2 separate regions of the Homo sapiens genome follow, and region 2 is linked to region 1. A link is an interaction called in ENCODE POLR2A ChIA-PET data of the cell type or tissue named here. Cell type or tissue: PC-9. All regions are shown on one strand. Each heading gives the region's core, and the rest is flanking DNA. Links, peaks and the distances in the headings are about the cores only.

Region 1 (2,928 bases), core at 321-2,820:
CCATACCTATTAAGTAATCATTCCTCATTCTCCCATTTATAAAAGACACATTCTCATGTGTCATTTGGCTGCATAAATGTCATCTTTTGAGAAGTGTCTGTTCATATGCTTTGCCCACTTTTTGTTGGGGTTGTTTGTTTTTTTCTTGTAAATTTGTTTGAGTTCATTGTAGATTCTGGATATTAGCCCTTTGTTAGATGAGTAGATTGCAAAAATTTTCTCCCATTCTGTAGGTTGCCTGTTCACTCTGATGGTGTTTCTTTTGCTGTGCAGAAGCTCTTTAGTTTAATTTAGATCCCATTTGTCAATTTTGGCTTTTGTTGCCATTACTTTTGGTGTTTTAGCCATGAAGTCCTTGCCCATGCCTATGTCCTGAATGGTATTGCCTAGGTTTTCTTCTAGGGTTTTTATGGTTTTAGGTCTAACACTTAAGTCTTTAATCTATCTTGAATTAATTTTTGTATAAGGTGTAAGGAAGGGATCCAGTTTCAGCTTTCTACATATGGCTAGCCAGTTTTCCCAGCACCATTTATTAAATAGGGAATAGTTTCCCCATTTCTTGTTTTTGTCAGGTTTGTCAAAGATCAGATGGTTGTAGATATGCGGCATTATTTCTGCGGGCTCTGTTCTGTTCCATTGGTCTATATCTCTGTTTTGGTACCAGTACCATGCTGTTTTGGTTACTGTAGCCAAAACAGCGGCTCATCATCACTGGCCATCAGAGAAATGCAAATCGAAACCACAATGAGATACCATCTCTCACCAGTTAGAATGGCCATCATTAAAAAGTCAGGAAACAACAGGTGCTGGAGAGGATGTGGAGAAATAGGAACACTTTTACACTGTTGGTGGGACTGTAAACTAGTTCAACCATTGTGGAAGTCAGTGTGGCGATTCCTCAGGGATCTAGAACTAGAAATACCATTTGACCCAGCCATCCCATTACTGGGTATATACCCAAAGGATTATAAATCATGCTGCTATAAAGACACATGCACACGTATGTTTATTGCAGCACTATTCACAATAGCAAAGACTTGGAACCAAGCCAAATGTCCAACAATGATAGACTAGATTAAGAAAATGTGGCACATATACACCATGGAATACTATGCAGCCTTAAAAAGGGTGAGTTCATGTCCTTTGTAGGGACATGGATGAAGCTGGAAATCATCATTCTCAGCAAACTATAGCAAGGACAAAAAACCAAACACCGCATGTTCTCACTCATAGGTGGGAATTGAACAGTGAGAACACATGGACACAGGAAGGGGAACATCACACACTGGGGCCTGTTGTGGGGTGGGGGGAGCGGGGAGGGATAGCATTAGGAGATATACCTAATGTTAAATGACGAGTTACTGGGTGCAGCACACCAACATGGCACATGTATACGTATGTAACTAACCTGCACGTTGTGCACATGTACCCTAAAACTTAATGTATAATAATAAAAAAAGAAACATTCTAACCTGTCAAAAATGTAAAAAACCAATGTGATTCTAAATAGAATATAGCAAATTCTGAAAATAAAATAAAACAATCATTAGCCAGATACTAGCTAGATACTGTTATCTACCAAGTCTCTGTGTCTTAGATTCTTCCATGTTAAAAAGGGATATAGGCAAAAGTTATGGCGGTATTAAAGACCAATCAATGCTAAATCAAGACTTTCTGCTTGGTAATACTGAAAGAATTGAAGGAAATTTCAAAAATATACCTTTCTCACTATGAGATTCACTGCTATTTAATGTTATTTCCTTTACCATCTAAAATTTGTCTTGATACAGCTGAATTCATCCTTTTCTTCACTTTACTATTAAAGGGGTTGTATATTATTCCCAGAGTCCTTTATAACTGAATTCCTGGAATTCAGGGAGTGTGTTCTAAATATTGGTGATTGCAGTTTTCATTATTATCCTCAAACATATAAAATCCATTATTCACCAAGTAGTAAACTAGATGCTTTCAGAGTTTTAAAGAAAAGATACAGATACTACTTCCAAATAATATAAATCTTTGTTGTGAAAATCAATTTATGCACAATTAACACTTAGAATATAAAGCTGATAATAGTAAATAGACAAGTAGATTTTATTCTAAAAGTTATCTGGTTTAAATTATTTGGAACTTTTATACTATTTCATAGAGCTCAAGTTAATACCAGCTATTATGAGTATTCCAGATTAGCACAATATGGCTTATCTTCTTATGATCTTCTTTAAGTTCTCCAGGGGTGGTTCTGGTATGATAAAAATAGTACTTTGCATCACAAACTTCAGTTTCCTCATCTGAACAATAAACTTCATCTCTACCTAGTTATAGAGTTCAAATAAGATAAACTGTGTAAGTACACAGCACAGTCCCTGGTACTTTGTTGAAGGTCAATAAAGTATACATTTATTTATTCAGTTACTCATATTTGTAGCCATTTAAAAATTTTTTAATTGACAAGTAATAATTATACATATCCATGGCATACATAGTGACGAATTGATCCTTTCCTTCACTTCACTGTTACGTTTTATTTGATACATATAATGTATAGTGATCAAATCAGGGTAAGTAACATTCATCATCTCAAACATTTATTATTTCTTTGTGTTGGGAATTTTCAGTATCGTCATTCCAGCTATTTGAAAGTATATAATATTTATTGTTAACTATAGTCATTCTGATGTGGTACAGAACACTAGAACTTATTTCTCCTGTCTAGCTATAATTTTGTTTATCTGTTAACAAATCTCTTTCTAACCCTCCCTTCCCTCTACCCTTCTCAGCCTCTAGTATTCTCTGTTTTACTTTTTACTTCTATGAGATCAACTGTTTTTCTCTCACATGAGTGAGAACATGTGGAGTTTAACTTTCTGTTCGCAGCTTATTTCACTTACCTTCCACTTCAATCCATGTTACTGTGAATGGCAGGAT
Region 2 (2,928 bases), core at 219-2,718, 64 kb before region 1:
AGTAGCTATTGTAATTAATGCTGATGGGTTCTGAAGACCATTGGCAAGACAGGAACCCTGAATAGATCAACCATAAGTTTGCCAAATATGGACTATTTATTTTTACTAGAGACTTTGTGGAGACCAGGACTTGAGACACTGTTTTTGTATGAGGGTAGTAGCCAGTGTTACCAACCACTTGCTATGTGCCAGGTGAACTCTTATAAGCACTTTGTATTAACTCATATGACTCTCTCACAAGATCAGCAATTGCAAGAGCCTTCCTTTTTTCTTCTCTTCCTCACTTGGTTTTTGTGTGGGAATCTCAAGTAATTATTTTGGGACACACTTTTGGCAAGGGGTGGGAGGTACTATAGACTTAGTGGTAAGAGGAGTTAAACATTGTAGCAGAGTCAGTGCTGAGTTTTTGGTAACTAGTTTCAAGTGTTAGGTATCTTCTAATAAGGACATTTAACTCTGGTTCATGGTAATTCTAAATATCTTATTAAATCAACATATATTTCATGGCTAATCCATACATCAGGTAATCTACCTTGCCAGAGTTGACTATATAATAAAAAATAAATTATTTATATTTTGTATTGTATGAGCATCTAATTTAGTTTTCCTCTTCAGATTTATACTCTTTTGAAAACTCTTCAAAAGAGTACTCTTTTGAATACTCTTCAAAAGAGTATTATGTATATTTATTATGTATGATGAAAGGTATATGAAAGGAATGTATTGTGAAACTAATATCGGTTTATTACACTTCCTGTAAGAACTAGCATGACCACTCTTTTACTCTAAATATGCCAACCGCCTTGGCTATTCAGGTTTCAGTAGTAGTTAAAATTCTATAAGAATTTCATTTGTTTTTAGATGCAAGGAAAGCCCTTCTGAATGTACCTTCAACAGAAATATCAGCCATTTGTTTAGGAATACTGATATGATGTAATCTGTCTAGATTTTCTGACATAGTTTGATATTTATGTTTTGAAGATCCTGAATTGCATGTAGTTTGTCCTAAATGTTTTGTTTTGAACACAATGTATTTAGCTTTGATTTTTTTTTTGAGACAGAATTTTGCTCTGGTTGCCCAGTCTGGAATGCAGTGGCAGAATTACAGTTCACTGCAGCCTCGACATCCCAAGCTCAAGTGATTCTCCCACTTGGGCCTCTCAGGTAGCTGGGACTATAGGTGCACACCACCTTCCTGGTTAATTAAAAAAAAATTTTTTTTTTTTTAGAGATAGGGTTTTGCCATGTTGCCCACGCTGGTCTTGAACTCCTCGGCTCAAACAATCCACCCGCCTCAGCCTCCTAAAGTGCTGAGATTAGAGGCATGAGCCACTGCACCCAGCCCACGTTGATTCTTTAAAACAATTTTTTTTCTTTGATTCCTAAATACCCACTTCTTGACAAAAGTTTATTTCTCTGTTCTGCGTTATCTGTCAGCCATCTGTATTATTTATATAGATACATTTTAATTCCTCTATAGGGAAAGCAGGTTGGGTGGCTCCACAGCGATATCATTTTCAAGTTAGTAAGCCTAGTTTTGTTGTCCTTTTCTTACTTATTCCCATCCTTACCTCTTTCCCATAGCTGGATTATTAATTTTTCTTACCCTGATACTTACTGTCATAATTTGGTGTATTCTTTTTTTTTTTTTCTTCTTTTTCTGTTTTTGAGATGGAATCTAGCTCCGTCGCCTGGGCTGGAGAGTGTGGTGGTGTGCTCTTGGCTCACTGTAACCTCTGCCTCTCAGGTTCAAGCGATTCTCCTGCCTCAGCCTCCCGAGGAGCTGGGATTACCGGTGCCCGCCACCATGCCCAGTTAATTTTTGTATTTTTAATAGAGACAGGGTTTCATTGTGTTGGCCAGGCTGGTCTCGAACTCCTGACCTTGTAACCTACCCTCCTTGGCCTCCCTAAGTACTGGGATTACAGGCGTGAGCCACCATGCCAGGCCAATTCTGTGTATTCTTATGCTACACTATCCTCATCACTAAGCAAGATGTATTGAACTTTTCTTATAATTTGGCCTGGCATAATTTATCATATCGAATTTATTCTTAGCCCTTCTCTACTCTTCCACTCTCTCTCTTCTACCTCCTTTCTGTCTTCCTCCCCCACTTTTCCTCTCTCATGCTTTTTCCTTTACCCATTCTCCTCCTCCTTCATCTCACTTAACACAAATATTAATCCAGAGCATATTCCTGTAAAGTTTTATAGAAATATTGATTTATTTGGGTGTTGATTGCCAGAAATGTGTTAGTCAGTAGGAGTATAAAGCTTTTTGAGGCCGGGCGCAGTGGCTCACGCCTGTAATCCTAGCACTTCGGGAGGACGAGGCGGGTGGATCACCTGAGGTCAGGGGTTCAAGACCAGCCTGGCCAACATGGTGAAGCCCCGTCTCTACTAAAAATACAAAAATTAGCTGGGGGTGGTGGCACACACCTGTAATCCCAGCTACTTGGGAGGCTGAGGAAAGAGAATCACTTGAACCCAGGAGGCAGAGGTTGTGGTGAGCTGAGATCACGCCGTTGCACTCCAGCCTGGGCAACAAGAGCAAAATTCAGTATAAAAAAAAAAAAAAAACTTTTTGAAAGCCTTAGGAAATTATGAATTGACTCTTACTGTCCCTTAATAACATAAACTAATTGTTTTTCTTATATTTAAAAATGTCACCTGTTTTAGTTTCTTGTTTTGACTCATGAGCTTTGTGTTATTGTATTTATTGATTATGCTAATAACTTTCAGATTTTTAATGTTTTTTAGAATAATTTCTTTTTGATAGCAGAATAAAATTTTGATATTTTAGTTAGCCAACTTAAGCAAACTAGTGAGAGAGTACTTAAAACCAAGAAAAGCGAATAATTGTTTCCATTTAGCCTGAATTATGAGTTTCTATAATTCAAGAGAGAGAGATAGACACTACTTTTTTTAA

Evidence for each region. ChIA-PET counts read pairs that join two places held together with the same protein. Peaks named below come from ENCODE experiments on the same cell type or tissue, not always from the same donor. Only the 100,000 strongest peaks of a DNase experiment are listed, where the experiment ranks them.
Region 2: POLR2A ChIA-PET joins it to region 1 with 6 read pairs; 3 of 35 experiments call an interaction of 5 or more read pairs at or near these places.

What each region holds. Positions count from the first base shown.
Region 1 is chr5:37,621,443-37,624,370 of GRCh38, forward strand. The region is part of intron 10 of WDR70 (WD repeat domain 70); the gene reads left to right. Among named protein-coding and RNA genes, the nearest start is that of GDNF-AS1, 220 kb to the right of the region's middle. In PC-9, for the core only: no CTCF peak of the experiment used is centred there; no DNase peak of the experiment used is centred there.
Region 2 is chr5:37,557,282-37,560,209 of GRCh38, forward strand. The region is part of intron 9 of WDR70 (WD repeat domain 70); the gene reads left to right. Among named protein-coding and RNA genes, the nearest start is that of WDR70, 180 kb to the left of the region's middle. In PC-9, for the core only: no CTCF peak of the experiment used is centred there; no DNase peak of the experiment used is centred there; H3K27ac peaks cover 323 bases.